Linked DNA regions of Homo sapiens: region 2 is linked to region 1. A link is a loop called in an ENCODE intact Hi-C map of the cell type or tissue named here. Cell type or tissue: A673. All regions are shown on one strand.

Region 1 (8,000 bases):
ATCAATTTTTTTGGCTATCACACCAAAAGCTCAGGCTACAAATACAAAAATAAACGAATGAGACTACATCAAATGAAAAGCTCCCGCATGCCAAAGGAAACAATCAACACAACAAAGAGGCAACCAAAACACTGGGGAAATATATTTCCAAACCACATATCTGATAAGGGAAGGGATTACTATCCAAAATGTATAAATAACTCCTATTATACAATTCAATAATAAAAATACAAAAACTGAATTAAAATGAGCAAAAAACCTGAACAGATCTTTTTCAAAATTAAAAACAACACATAAAAGTAGCCTACAGGTATATGGAAAGGTGCTTAACATCACTAATCAACAAGGAATGAAAATAAAAATCACTGTTAAATTTCACCTCACACCCAAAAGAATGACTATGATCTAAAAGGGAAGAGATAACACATATTGACAAGAATATAGAGAATAGGAAACCCTAATACATTGTTAGTGTGAATGCAGATATATATAGCCATTATGGAAAGCAATGTGTAGGTTTCTTAAGCAATTAAAAATTGAAGTATCAGATGATCCAGCACTGCTCCCCTCTCTTTCTTTTTCTTGGTATGTATGCAAAGGAGATGAAATAGTCACACCTAAAGATATCTGGACTCCTGTGTTCATTGCAGCATTTTTCATAATAGCCAAAATATGGAAACAAACTAAATGTCCATCAATAGACATTTAGTTACAGATATGTAGTATAAATGAAATGGAGTATTATTCAGCCTTAAAAATAAGGAAACCTGCCATTTGCCACAACATGGATGAAGCTGAAGGACATAATGATAAGTAAAATAAGTCAGACACAGAAAAAAAAATTGCATGCATGATCTTACTTGTATTTGGAATATTAAAAAAAATCTCAAATACACAGACAGAGGGGAAAAAAGTAGTGGTTTCTACGGGAAGGGAGGAGGGTGATGAGGAAATGAAATGAAGTAGGCAAAAAATACAAAATAGCAGATATGTAGCATGAGCAAGTTTAGAGAGCTAATGTACAACATTAGTGAGAACTAATGTTAATAAAATTGTATTGTATTAGAAATTTTTGTTAAATAGATTTTAGCTGCTCTTATCACAAAAATGTATGTGAGATGATAAATGTGTTAATCTGTTTTACATTAGTAACCATTTTACTATCTATATGTATCCCATAAAATCATGTTGTAAACCTGAAATATAAACATAAAAATTTATTTTTTAAAAAAGAGTATCTGATAAATATAATATGAAATAGCAAACAAAACATGACCTAAAATGAAGAACTAGGGAAGTGTGGTATCCAAGAGTATATAGACAAAAGTAGGAATCAATGGATTATATTAATAATCATAAGCCAGATGAAGTGATCAGAATATTCTCTGTTATTTTTGAGGAAATGTCCTGATATTCATAATACATGTCCATATTATGAAGGAATAATTTTTGCTTTCTAATGGTTTCTGGAAGATTCAGAAAACATATATAATTAGTATAGTTTATTTGAAAAAATGAAGAGTGATTTTCTGCCAAACCTTTGACTAACTTTTGCAGAATACTCTCATAATAAGCAGATATTATTGTTCTTTGGCCCTCCAGAGAGTAAACAAAAGAAATGCCATGAGCAGACCAAATAAATAAACAAGTAAAACCTGTTGTGATGACTTTTGCTCTCAATTGGTCCACTTTTGCTTTGACTGGACCATTTTTACCTCTTGGTAACCATTGCTCTGATGGTGCCTTATTTTCAGGATCATACCAGGAAAGCCATGTTTGATCTCTTGTTACAATTCTTTGAAGAAATGCTACAGGATCTTGATCCCATTTGTTTAAAATTTCAATGGAAAACTCTGTTCTTATGTGCAGCAGTTGATTTCGGTGCAACAATTTTAGCACCCATTGAGTGAAAGATTTGCTAAAGTTTACGTTTTCAGTTAGAATTGCATAAGTTGAACTAATTGAGATGTCTATGGTGTTGGCTACTATTCATGCTGCTAATTGTTGGTTCTTTTCAATTATGGCACAAATGAAATTATTTTTTTCTTCACTCCTGTAATCTCGGAACTTTGGGAGGTTGAGATGGGAGAACTGCTTGAGCCTAACAGTTCAGGACCAGCCTGTACAACACAGTAAGACCTTATCCCTACAAAAATTTACATAAAAATAGTTGGGCATGGTGGTATGCACCTGTAGTCCCAGCTACTCAGCAGGCTGAGGTGGGAGAAATGCTTGAGTCTGGGAGGTTAACACTACAGTGAGCTGTGATTGCACCCCTGCACTCCAGCTTGTGTGACAGAGTGATATCCTGTCTCAGAAGAAAAAGAGAAAGAGAGGAAAAAAAAAACAGAATGGAAGGTAAGAAAGAAGAAAGGAAGGAAGGAAGAAGGGATGGAGGGAGGGAGGGAGGGAAGAAAGAAGGAAGGAAGGAAGGAAGGAAGGAAGGAAGGAAGGAAGGAAGGAAGGAAAAATAATTTATGAAGATGGGCTGCCATGCAGGCTTTGTCTTAAAATCATCTTAACCCTTCTAAAAAAAGTTTTCTATCTGTAAACTGCTGATTTCTTTGTCTCCATAAACTTTTCAAAAAGCATCAGTGATTTTCCCATTCTTTAACCCAGGTTTAATGTTTATTTTTGTCTCAATTTTAGCAGAAAGCATGATGCTGTGATAGGGGCTGTTCTCAAACTGATGTCATCCTTCTTAATGCCTAAAACTAGGTCCCTTTAGGACACAGTAACAAGTGAGTATGAGTTTAATTTGGTGCAAAAAATATTGAAATCCATGCACAGTTTCATAATAATGTTTATTAAACATATGTTGATCCTTATTAACAGAATCGTTGTGATAGTGATATTTGCCCTTACTCTCAGCTTTGGCTAGGCCACAGAATTTAGACAACAAATTAGAGGAAACAGAAATAAAACCACACTTAACCGTGTCAAAGAAAAAGTCCCCTGTCTTGACAGTGCAGAGTAGAAAAATAAATTATGTAAGAAAAGCTTTACATGTTCTTACATCACCTGTATGTTGAAGAATCCCTTTTAATATATCCAAATTTGTTTTTGTCACTCACTGCCTTTTTAAAATATACTTAGTGAAGTAACTGTCGGGGCGTTTCTTCTCACTTATAAATACAATTGTTCTAGAGGCACTTTTATTGTTATCACAGACACAATTTAGTAATTAGAATGTTCAATCCAATATATTAATTTCAACTCTGAATTTGAATTTAATAGCATATTTCTAATCCATTCAAACCAGCCTGTTTTAAGCTGTAAGCCTTCAGGATTAAAAACGGGTATAGTGAATTTTTTATTTTTAAAGTTCTCTTATTTAAAAAAATCCCTCTCCTGCCTTCTTTTATAGACACTATTTTCAAATTAATGGCATTTCTTGTTTTAACTATCATTGAGCACTAGGGGCATGACATACATTTGGGGAGAGCTTCTTCTGTGAATTCTTCTGAGGTTTGCTGCTAGCCTCTTCTCTTTTGCCATTCTCTTGACCATGGCAAATTAACCTCTATTCTAACTGATCTTGACCACTCTTTCCCGAGCTCTGGGGATGCATCTTTAGCTTTTTGCTGCTAAGTTCCCTCCATGACTCCAGGTGGCGCTATTGGACAAAAGTCAAGATGGCTTGCTCTTTGCACAGTTCAAGTCCACTACGAGAGAACCGTAAAAGCATTCATTGTTAAAACACATCCAGGGAGTGCAGGCCCATCCCAAAGCAGTGACCTTCTCTAAAGAGATATATTAAGTCCTTTTCTCTTGTGCAAGGGTTCCGAGGTGAGAGTCAGACTTAGTTCGTTCTGCCTCCTAGATGAAAGAATTGTATATTAAGCTCTGCATAGATCTCTGTGAGAGTCCACACCCCAGAAGAATGTTTGAGTCCAGGGATCAAGCCCTCCTCTCTGTAGGAGAGGAAATGAATATCACATCATATTCTTATCTAAAGATATCTTCTTCCCAATATCTTCAATAAAAAAAACTTCTCTCCTTTTTCTTTCTCTTGCCTTTCTTACATACTTGAGGTGAATGAATCCCAACCCTGATACCAATTGTATTATTATCTTATATTTACTTTGTATATTCCACACATGGTGATTTGCCCTGGAATTTTATATTTACTATACTTTTTAGATGTATAGTAAATATACATTTATAGATGTAGATGTACTATAGTAGAAATACATTTATATCAACTACACGTTGGAGTCATTTATGAAATCTCGAAATTAGTAAGCTCTTATTATAAAATTAACAAGCTGTTACTTACAAAATTTTAATCATATAATAGTGAAATGACACTGGCTTCATAAGGCATCTTGCATACTTAACTATATCTAGATGCACTTAGGAGAAGCATTTGAGCAAGAACATGCCAGGAGATTCAGTGAAGCATAAAAGAATCAGGCACAGGCCAAAAGAGACAATCTGTTTCTGACACTTACAATCCTGGAATAGGTGTTCTATTGAAAGAGAGCAATTCTGCTTATTATAAAATAGTTTCCTGCAGGACTTGTTCATTCATTTATTCACTCATAAAATAAACATAAATATCTTGTAGGTACCAATGACGGCAGTGGGGCCCATCTAGAGCAGCCACTGTGAAGATGCTGTCTGTGGCGGGGGAGGCCTAGTCAGGGCTGCGCACTCCAGCTGGTGGAGCCAGGAACAGGCAGAAACCCCTCCTGTTTCTGAGTTGGTGGGGCAGGAGCACCGCCCTCCTGGGCACAGATGCAGTCACCCAGCCGCGGCTGTGGACCCAGGTATCCCTGCACTCTAGGGGACCTGGGAAGTCCCCTGCCCCCCACAGATTCAGAAGTGCCTGCTTCCACTGCATGGCCTCACCCTACTCCCAGTGCCCGATTCAATTTCAAAGCAAAATTGAGGTTGAGTCAGGATGCTGTCACCACCCAGCCAGGTGTGCATGTGCTCAGGACAGCACTGACACACCAGCACCCTGTCACCTTCGTGCCCTCTGAGCTTTGGGCACCAATGACCATGGGAGTGAGGCTGAGGGGGGGGCTGAGGGCAGCTAAATGTGGGCATGCAGGTATCCTTCAGCACGAATAGCCTGGGAGCCACTGGCACTATGGATAGCAGGTTTATGGTCGTAGGAGGCAGACAGTCTCCAGGGCAAAAAGGGGCAGGTCCCCAGTAAAGCCCCACCTTCAAGCCAGGGAGGTACTGAAGCATGGGGCTGGGCTGCCAGTTCTGTGGACTGGAGTGAGAACTTACAGTGCTTTTACCAGGCCTGCCCATGGTCACCCATGGACTATGCAGCACGTGTTTTCTCCCCTCTGAAACCTGTAGAAACCCCAGAATCAGCCACAGGGAGATGATGAGATGACCTGCCTGTAAAAGGCGCTACCCACTTCAGGTCTCCTGAGAACTGTACTATCGCTTAATAAAATACCTCTTTGCCTAGCTCACTCTCCAGTTATTTGCATACTTCATTCTTCCTGGACATGGACAAGAATTCAGAACCTGCTGAATAGTGTGACTGAAAGAACTGTAACACAAACAAAGCTGAAACACACCCCTTGCTCACCACGTTGTGGGTGAAGAGAAGGAGAGAAGAGGGAAAAAGAGAAGAGCTGCAGCCCTTTTGGGAGCCCAGACATAGGAGCTCCTTGAGCCAGGGCTGTGACACCCCCTTTGGGGCAATGTGGTTCCTGGCATCGTCAAACTTCTGGGCACCACTGCATTGCCCAGTGCCAGCAGTGGAAGCTGCTTGTGGTACGCCTGGTCCAGCTGCAGCCTCACAGGGAGCTGGCTCCCGTGCTGGCACCTGGAGCTGTCCACCTGCGGCAGCCAGAGTGCCTCGCTGTGAGCCGCAGCTGGACCCCACGCTCGCTCACTCACTCTCCCCTCACCGCTTTGTGCCTTGCTTGCCCTTGGCAGGTGTGGGATCTGGGCCAGTATCACAAGCTGAGCACAGCCTGACAAGCTGAATGGGTAGAACGAGCCCAATGTGCCTGAGCAAAACTGAGGCAAAGGCGCCACCAGCTACGGAAGCTTCCGGCTGGCAAAGCAACACTCTGCGTATCCCGTGACACCCACCTGTATGCAGTGAGCTAACACGCTGTGCAAGAATAACAAACATTAGTCAGATTTAACAGAAATAGTGATATAACCTTTCTAAGGAAAAGTTCATTTGGTATCCTCCAAGCCTTATTAGAAAAGTTTAAAAGTAGCATTGTAAAATATTCAATGCAGGAGCATAATCATGTTTGCCTTCTGATCTGCTACTTAATGTTGGTTTAAGTTGCTTACAGTAAGTCCTAGCTATGATTTGAGATGTAAATTTTTATTCAGTTACTGATTTCCTCAGAATTTCAAATGAAAATTCAAGCCAACAGAAATAAATCACTTTAAAAATTATCTGAGCTTTTCATGGCACAATTTGGTGATCTCAAAGACATAGTCATAGCATTTAAGAGAAAAATATTTCACTTTCTTTCAGTGATGACAAATTATTTAATTATAAAGTTAATTACACAAAAACATGAAACTAGTAATCAATTCTCTAATATATTATTTATACAAATGCAATATCAAAAAGTTACTAATTAAGTATAAACATTAAAATATTGATGAATTAGATGATAAATTAACATAATATCATATTAATATAAAGGTTTGATGGTTTGCTGAAACTAAATCCCCACTTAAAACACAAAAACAGGCTGGGTGTGGTGGCTCACTTCTGTAATCCCAGCACTTTGGGAGGCTGAGGCGGTGGATCACCTGAGGTCAGGAGTTCAAGAACAGCCTGGCCAACATGGTGAAACCCCATATCTACTAAAAATACCAAAAAAAAGTTATCTGGCATGGTGGTGGGCGCCTGTAATCCCAGCTACTGGGGAGGCTGAGGCAGGAGAATCGCCTGGACCCAGGAGGCAGAGTTTGCAGTGAGCCAAGATTACACCATTGCATTCCAGCCTGGGCAACAAGAGCAAAACTCCATCTCAAAAACAAAACAAAACAAACAAAAGTGTTGCTACATTGGCGTGGGTTTTGTTGAATTTAGCATACTTCCTTTAGTGTCTGGTATGTGATGCTTCCATTCTTTCAACAGCTTTAATTTTCCTGTTCAAACAACTGAATTTATACAGTATTCAATGGGGTTCCATGGTCTTGGTGTAGCAACAATATATTATTTAATTATTTGTTGGCCTCTGTTTTTTCCACCTTAACCTGAAAACATAAAAGAGTAAAATGATTTGTTAATTCAATGAATCATAAACATAAAGGTAAATCCATTTACTGAACTCATACTATAATGCAGCCATTATAGTTATAATTGACTCTGTAGTCCTAAGTTAGTCATTGGAAGGATGCAGAACAGACTAGTACTAATTGTTTAAACCTATAATTGAAGTAGATGCGTATACTTAAAACTTTTTCAGGACAATAACTAAGAAGGAGGATAAAAAGGAAGAAGAAGAGAAGGAGAGAGAAAGAAGGGGAGGTAAAAGAAGAAGGAAGAGGAAACTTTCAGAAACTTTAGGAACATATGGCTCCCTGAGAGACAAGGATTTAGACATTGGGGTACCTTTGTACTCAGGTTAGTTTATGAAACAGTATTTTATTTTATATTAGGCTCTAAAACCAATGTATTTCTTTTTAGTTTTATGTTCTTATTTTGAGATATTTGACATATATATATGACATGTGTATAAGTTACAAAGCACAAAAGAGTGACTGAAGGGCTGGGCACAGTGGCTCATGTCTGTAATCCCAGCATCTCAGAAGGCTGAGGTGGGAGAATCACTTGAACTTGAGAGTAAGCTCTGAAAGTATCTCATCTAGATATGTGCTAAATGCAGGTACCATAGCTGGTCTGTTCAAATTCTACCTAATTACTTTTTATCAGATATATGTAATATTGAAATTTACTTTTCAGGCAACTAAGAGTTTGCATACAAACAAAGAACAATGAACACGAAAACAGAATTTTAATGAAAAGCTTGTTGTTCACACATTGGCAG
Region 2 (8,000 bases), 1.2 Mb after region 1:
CTAATCAGATTACCTAAAACATGTTCTTGATCTGCATGGTTTAGAGTAAATGTACCAGTTCAATTACTATTATATTCCGAATTACAAAACACTTCCTTTTTGTTGTTGTTGTTGTTAGTATTATTTAAGACAATGTTTTTTTTTTTTTTTTTTTTTTTGAGATGGAGTCTCACTCTGTCGCCCAGGCTGGAGTGCAGTGGTGCAATCTTGGCTCACTGCAAGCTCCGTCTCCTGGGTTCACGCCATTCTCCTGCCTCAGCCTCCCAAGTAGCTGGGACTACAGGTGCCCGCCACCACGCCCGGCTAATTTTTTGTATTTTTTTAGTAGAGACGGGGTTTCATTATGTTAGCCAGGATGGTCTCGATCTCCTGACCTCATGATCTGCCCACCTCGGCCTCCCAAATTTGCTGGGATTACAGGCATGAGCCACTGTGCCTGGCAAGACAATGTTTTTTCTATATCAAATAGTAAGACAAAGGAGTAATTTACTGTTTTTTTCGCCCAAAAATGTGGCAAAGTTTCTAAAGGAGATATAGGCATATATGGCTTTAATTGCATAAACTAGTAAACCAATTTGGGACATCTGTACCAAGCAATCTGGCCACCAGGATTTTTTTAATGGTAGATTGTGTTTTTGAAAATTAATATTTCCCATGGAAAAGTATCACTCAAAAGTATAATAGCTGACTTTTTTGTTACAGTTTGTTACAGTTCTTACAGTTGATGGCCCTCACTGGTACTTAGATATGTTTGACACATCTGTGAAAATGACCTAGCAACTGTGCAACTGTAATTTTTGTTATAACAAATGTCATTGTAGTTTTACCAGTTTTAACAAATATGCTTGATTGTTTATGATACAGGCAAAAATTTATAGATAAAGTTTAGGATTTCCTAAGGAAATTTGAATAGAATCGCTCATTTAATTCTTACAGTCTATTAAATACAAATTCTATAGGTTGCTGAATCACCCATCCTATAGTATTATTAGGTCCTCTAAGGAAAAAAAAAAAAGTTTTCTGGTCAAGTTTGGGAAATGCTGGATTAAATATGTATAGGCTTATCTTTATTGTTGCAAAATATCACTTTAAAAACTTTATTTCAGGCACTTTGATATGCTAATCTGCACTCCGAAAAGAAGGTGTATGGTCTTTTCCAACCTTATTTGACCCAAAGGTCCTATCACAGCTCATCTCTGAAGCCAAGAGTCTGCAGAGCTGGCTCTGCCTGACTCACGCCTGGCACATCTCAGGGATTCAATACATTTTAGCAAAATTTCAACATTATCCACTTTCAATTGAATTCAAATGGTCTGTGATATACTTTGCCTTAAACTTGTTCATGAGGATAAATATGCAAATAGAATCAGAAACACAAACTCATTTTTTCTACCAGATCTCAGCCCACATATTCCAAGGTAAAAGAGTAGCGCAATAATCCATTCTGGCACATTGACCTATGGCAACACTATTCCTTAAAATAGGATTTTTAAGCGGTAGAAAAGGAGAAAGAAAACAACAGCTTCCTACCCAGCACATGCCTTCCATTTAGCATGTCTGGAAGACCGTCTCCTTCGTTTCAAAATTGATAGCCAACTTTTTTTGTTGTTTTGCTATTCAAATTTCTGTCCTCTTTTTTCCCAGCCTATTTGCTCTAACACTGAATTTTAAGCATCTCTAAAAATGCTTGTTATGTTATTATTCTTTCCAGATATCCTCTGAGAGCCAAGCAAAGAACATTAAGGAAGGAAGGAGGAATGAGGCTGGATACGGTGCAGTGAAAAAGGCACTTCCAAGAGTGGGGCACTCACTACGCACAGACTCGACGGTGCCATCAGCATGAGAACTTACCGCTACTTCTTGCTGCTCTTTTGGGTGGGCCAGCCCTACCCAACTCTCTCAACTCCACTATCAAAGAGGACTAGTGGTTTCCCAGCAAAGAAAAGGGCCCTGGAGCTCTCTGGAAACAGCAAAAATGAGCTGAACCGTTCAAAAAGGAGCTGGATGTGGAATCAGTTCTTTCTCCTGGAGGAATACACAGGATCCGATTATCAGTATGTGGGCAAGGTAGGATTCCTTTGAGTGCTTTGACATTCTGGGTTTAAAGCCTGAAGAAGTTACTTCTAATAAATAGATGGGGAGGATGTGTACTATTCCCCAATATAGTAAGAATTGTTGCTTAACTGGTAAGACTTTTTTTTTTTCCACTTGAGTAGTTTCGGGAAGAAGACTAGCAAAAAGCTGAGAAATGTTAGCCCTGCAACAAAGAGAGAGAAAATGCTCCAGTTGAAACACCCACAACCATCCGCATAGGATTATCATAAATCCTTTAATTTTTACTGTAGCTTAAAAAATGTGGTCTGGCTATTCTATAAAGTAGGGTGTATTAAAAATCGGAATGGAGAGATTAAGCTGTAAGGAAAGGAAGTCTCCTTTTTCTCTCATTCTAAAAGCAAATGTTCTGAGCTATAGTCCTTTGGCCAAGTTCAAATTAACTACTTCTTAACTCTGCTACCTATAGAACCATCCATTCTCTGGCCAAATGGAGCCCTTTGCTGTCAAAACCCACCACTGCCTTAGATTTGGCAGCTGCTGCTGCTGCTACTGTTTAGTCTTATCTCAAATAGTTGGCAAAAAACAGGTATTTCAAAATCTTTTGATTTAACTGTGGCAAAATTTGTAAAAGAGAAAAATGCTTATGTAAAGGTACTCTTTCCAAATATCATCTGACCATTTTATTGACTCCAGAAAGTAAAGTGAGGAGGCATCACTTATTATAGCCCTCACAGATTCTGGAGCTGAGTCAGGGAAACAGCTTGGTTAGCCTGTCATCGTGAGTTTCGTTGGAATTTTATCATCAGCTCCATCCTTGTTGCAGAATATCTGCATACTGAAAAGATGTCAAAGAAAAAACCAGGGTTACAGGTTCTGTGCCTCATAAGGTAATGTTGATTTTTTAAAAATCATTGTCACACATCCCTTCATAAACAAACTGATAATGAACATAAAAAGATACATGAGAAAATGCATTCATTTGTGATTACAGCTATGATTTTAAGACATCTATATTAGGATATCATGCAAAAAACATACACTTTGCAGATTCCAAAGGCTGCATGTTCACACTTCAATCTGTGATCAAATATCCCTGAATAACCATATGTAAATATTCTCTTTAAGTATTTACCACCGTAAATGAAGGAAAGCCATCCACGGCTTGGGCTGATGTAACCAGGAAGTATTCCAATGATGTGAATTATTAATGTAGAATAAAGTAAGAGAGGAAGTATTCAGTGAAGGGGTGAACGTCAACACAGATCCCCAAGGATCTAGCCATGTATTTGCTGTGAAATTCACACTCTGTGTGACTACTAAAGACAGTTCAGCTACTCGTACTTCACTCCATTTCCTTTGTGAAATCTGAAGAACTCTAGGTGAATCAGGTGATGGTTGTAAAAAATAATCATCATCTTAAAATCTTTAAAGCACTTTTTACAACACAAATAGCATTGTTGCCATAGAAGATTAAGTTTTAAAAAGTGCTTTATCTAAATGATGTTTCCCCTTTTTCCTTTCCAGTTTTCCTCTCCAATTGTGATGCCATTTTACATCTATAATGCCACATATTCTTAAAAAAAAAAAAAAAAGCGGGGGGGGCAGGTTATTTCAGGATACTAGAAACAGCAGTGGCTAAAACCTCGTAAGAATCAGTTTTACAATTATAATTGTGAGAATATTGCCATGGGGAAAAGTTACAAGCTGTGGACTCAAACAGATCCGAGAATGTGTCACAGTGCTGCCAGTTGCCAATTATGTGACCTAGGACAGGTTGTTAACCTTTCTGGGCTTTCATTTCTTCATCTAGAAAGTGCATGCAGCAATGCCTACCTGGTGGAGTTGCAGTAAAGTGATAAAGGCACTAGTGACAGGGACAAAGTAGGTGCATAAAGAAGTTACTATTATTGGTAAAAAATCCGTTGTATATGTTCTACTAAATCCATGTGCAACACATTGAAGTGGCATATTGACTTTCATATCACTGCAGAAGTAAACTGAGGTAATTAACAAAGCTCAGTGGAAAATACACAGAATCATGGCAAAATCTCTTTACAACCACAGCTTTGACTGGATTCGTTGGATTTGGATATTTTATGGGCAGCTAGATAAATTTCCCTCCCTCTTCATCACCTGTCCTTCCCTGCTGCCCCTCCTTCTCCTCCTTGTAGTTATAACACATGAGATATTTGCTGGAAAAAAAAATCAAGGGCAACAACTGAATTTGTCAAAGTTGCCTCATGGCTGTATCAGACACGCGTTAGAGGTGGTTTTGAGCTGTTGATATGGCATTTCCTCAAATTCCTCTTTGAAGTTATATGATATAAACAGATGAAACAATTAGACTAGTATTTTTTACCACAATTAAAAATAATAGAAAAAAATACATTTTTAAAAAAGATAAAGGAGAGAGTTGCCCCTCATTTGTGGCCACAAGTTGGTCCACCTTTAATTTATCTGGGATAAAAGAGACACCTGATGCGATTATCCAGCTCCACTAGGTCAGGAAACTTTTGGCAGGAAAAAACGATTAGACCAGAGCAGAGGTTCCAAAACTTTCTTGGTTCACAGAGCCCTTAGGCTCAAAGAAATACCTTATAGTGCCATGTATTAAATAGTTAGACTCAAACAACTTAATAAGAATTTTTGTTCTAACAACTTAATAATTATTTGAAAAAATAATACACGTAAATTGACAAAAAAAATTATTTCACTCTTAACCACACTTACAAATGGTATGTGTGCATCTCTTGAGCACAGCACAATTTCTCAATCAGATCAAACACAGCCCTCTCATTTCCTTTTCCACTTTGATTTTTCCACTGTAATTGCTTTTTATCACAGCCACTATGGAAAACCCAGCTTTATAAATATAAATCATTGAAAGGAATGCAGCACCACCTACTGTTGAAACTGTGAATTACCTTGAGCTAGTAATTCGCAAGGGGTCTGCAGAGGTCACGTGCTGCTTATTTCCCTCCTTTTCCTTCCTTTTTTTTATTTTATTTATTTTTTCTTCTTTTTTGAGCTGGGGTCTTGCTCTGTCACCCAGGTTTAAGTTCAGCAGCGCAGTCTCCGCTTACTGCAGCCTCGACTTCCTGGGCTCAAGATGTCCTCCTGCCCCAACTCCCAACTAGCTGAGACTACAGACATGAACCACCACACCAGGCTATCCCTGAAAATTGTTAAATATTTCCTGGTCAGCTCCCCCCTGCAATCCAGGTTGCCTCAGTGCATACTCTGGGAACCACTAGAATAGTTCGCTTGACATATAAAGGTGTACCAAGGCTAATAGAACCTTTAATCATGCCATTCAAGCAGATTACTACTAAATAAAAATCACTCAGAGCTTAACATGGGTGCCTAACACTCAAAAGATCTATCTGTATGTGGAAGGATAGAAGCATTAACTGAGGAAAAGTAATGCTGTTGAGAAAATAACACTTAAAATAGAAGAAAGAAATATTTACCTTATAAACATCTGTTTGTGTTGATTTGAAATTATGATGACACAAATTAATTTGTGATAAGTCATCGTAGGATGGTGGAGTGAGGAAAATGAGAGTAAGTGAGGGAAACAAAAGGCTTTCAGGTGTAGAAGGGAGGAAAAAAGAGAGGGTCGTGGGTGGCGGTGGGGTTCACAACAGCCAATGACAAGAATAGACAAGATGGTGCTTTACAACTGAAGCACAAGCAACTGCAGCGAGACCTTCCTCCTCTGTCTTAACCTTCCTCAGCCTTCCACTGCGTTCTGTTGCCAGTGAGATGAATGCAGAGACACGGACAAGACAAGGTGGGGAGGAATAGTGGAGAAAGCCCATTATAGCTGAAATATTGACAAACCAAATTCTGATTTATAAGAAAATGTCAACAACCACTCACTTAAAATGGTAGTGGCAGGGACAAGTAACAGGATAGGAAGAAATAAGTGGTCCTGTGTCGGGTAAGTTTCTGAGTTCGTGAGTTTAAGATATAAAAACGGGATGTGATTGTTTTCTAAACCACATCTCCATTTGGGGGCTGCTTGGAGCTGCTTTAGCTTGAGTGGCATCTGTGGCACCTGGGAACTTGTTAGGAAGGCAGAGTCTCGGGCCCCACCTCCAATCTGAATGAATCAGAAATCTGCATTTTAACAAGATCCCCAGGTGAATCGTACGCATGTTAAAATTTGAGAAGTGCTGCTTTTAAAAATACCTTCCCTGGGTCTCACCTCCCCAGAAATTCTGATTTAGTTGGTTTTTAATTATTTATGATTCTAACATGTTGCCAAATTTGGGAACCACTGTCCTAGGAGGATGTTACTGCCAATCGTGATAACAGAATGTGGCAAGTTCAGTGATAAATTGGGCATCCACAAAGTGTTATCAAAATAAAAAGGAGAAGAGCCAACCAGGCTCTGGGGGCTCAGCAGAGCTTCCTAGGTGTTTGAACCCCATCTAAAGACAGAGCCGGTGTTAGCTTATACTGCAGAGGGAGAATTGCCAGGACCTCCCAATTAATCGGATGAAGAAGCCAAAGGTCCGAAAGCTGGAGTTCAAAGAGTGAGAGATTTAGAGATTGAACAACCAGCAGAGTGAATGAGTCCTAACACTGACACAGAAAACAAAGAGGTACATATTTTCTTGTCAGGGGCTAAAGAAAAGAGTATTTTATTTTTGTACAAAATCCACTTGGGTTATCTTTGGCTTATGTAAACTTAATATAATAGAAAAATAGAGGGAAGCCTTATAATTCCACATTTTCAGAGATCCCTGTAACTCTCTAGCCTGTTTTATGTAACATAGCAATTTCTTGATGATGATTGGTATATAGTCTAAGATTACATTCCATAAGAAAAAAAGAGCACAGGTAGACGTAGATACAGATTAGATTTTGAAGACATAGGCATTCATTAATACAAAGATGAATTTACTTAAAATACCAGAATTATGCCTAACTTTAGGCAGAAGATTTGCACAGTACCATTCAACAGCTACAGCAACACTTAATTCCCATCTGCTCCATTTTATCTTCCACAATGTTCTTTAACCCCTCCTTCCACACAATGTATACATAAGACCAGCCTCCACTAACGCATTCGAGGTGCTTCTATTTTTAGTAACATGCCAGGAAATCTGTTTTTATGGAATTTAATAAACTGTATATTTTCAAAGGTATTTTCTGATGGAAGTTGGTGTTGGTTTTGGGGGGATAGTTTTCAAAAAAATTGATAGGCTGTATTTTTTTAAAAACATTATGAAAATGTGGGTTCTATTTGAGGCCTTAATGTACAGGCTTTCCCAATATGCCTTTATCCTCAGTCTTTAAAATTAATGCCTACCCAATTCAATGAAGCCACTCTTCTCAAGATAATTAAACAGTAACGTTTTAACGGACCATAAAAATAAAAGTTGTCAGCCATACACACCTTTAAAATTAGAAATGAGCAATTATTTGTTACTATAATTACATGATCCAAATTAGTAAACATGAAGCAATATTTTATCCGTTCTGAAAGGTTACTTAAAAGATGCCATCGTTGAAATGTTGCTTTTTTAAATTCTTACACTAATTTTTTTTTCCTAAAAAGAGCATAAGCTGAAGAATAGAAACCTCCTGGCACTAATTCCATGCGTGATTCAGCGAGTCTCTGAACCACTTGTTGCTTCAAATAGCAATGTCAGATGAAAGCATCGTCATAGCTGATATTTTCCGAGCATTACTTTGTTCTAAACCCTGTCCTAAGTGCTTCAAGTGGGTTATCTCGTTGGATCCTCGCAGCAACCCTAATGCATGGGTATTGTTTCCATACAGATGAGTAAACTAAGGCTCAGAGCAGTCAAGTATTTCAGGCCATTGTCTCACACTGCTAAGACCCCGACAGACGATACTGTCTGACCACCTAGCTACTCAGTTATACACCCTCGCCTGTATGTCCACTTTGCAAAGCCATTTTGAAGCACAAG

The links. Peaks named below come from ENCODE experiments on the same cell type or tissue, not always from the same donor. Only the 100,000 strongest peaks of a DNase experiment are listed, where the experiment ranks them.
Region 2: it touches region 1 in a loop (6-fold over the local background); 6 of 110 quality-filtered maps call a loop at or near these places.

What each region holds. Positions count from the first base shown.
Region 1 is chr5:30,037,088-30,045,087 of GRCh38, forward strand. No RefSeq gene overlaps it. Among named protein-coding and RNA genes, the nearest start is that of LINC02064, 650 kb to the left of the region's middle. RefSeq lists an enhancer at 3,455-3,749. In A673, a CTCF peak has its summit at 3,607 (motif pointing right); DNase peaks (open chromatin) are centred at 2,364, 2,464 and 3,634; H3K27ac peaks cover 3,744 bases.
Region 2 is chr5:31,265,635-31,273,634 of GRCh38, forward strand. It overlaps CDH6 (cadherin 6), which reads left to right. Exons shown (of 12, transcript NM_004932.4): 2 at 1,712-2,067. The coding sequence starts at 1,840. Among named protein-coding and RNA genes, the nearest start is that of CDH6, 76 kb to the left of the region's middle. In A673, CTCF peaks have their summits at 4,971 (motif pointing left) and 5,173; a DNase peak (open chromatin) is centred at 4,917; H3K27ac peaks cover 394 bases.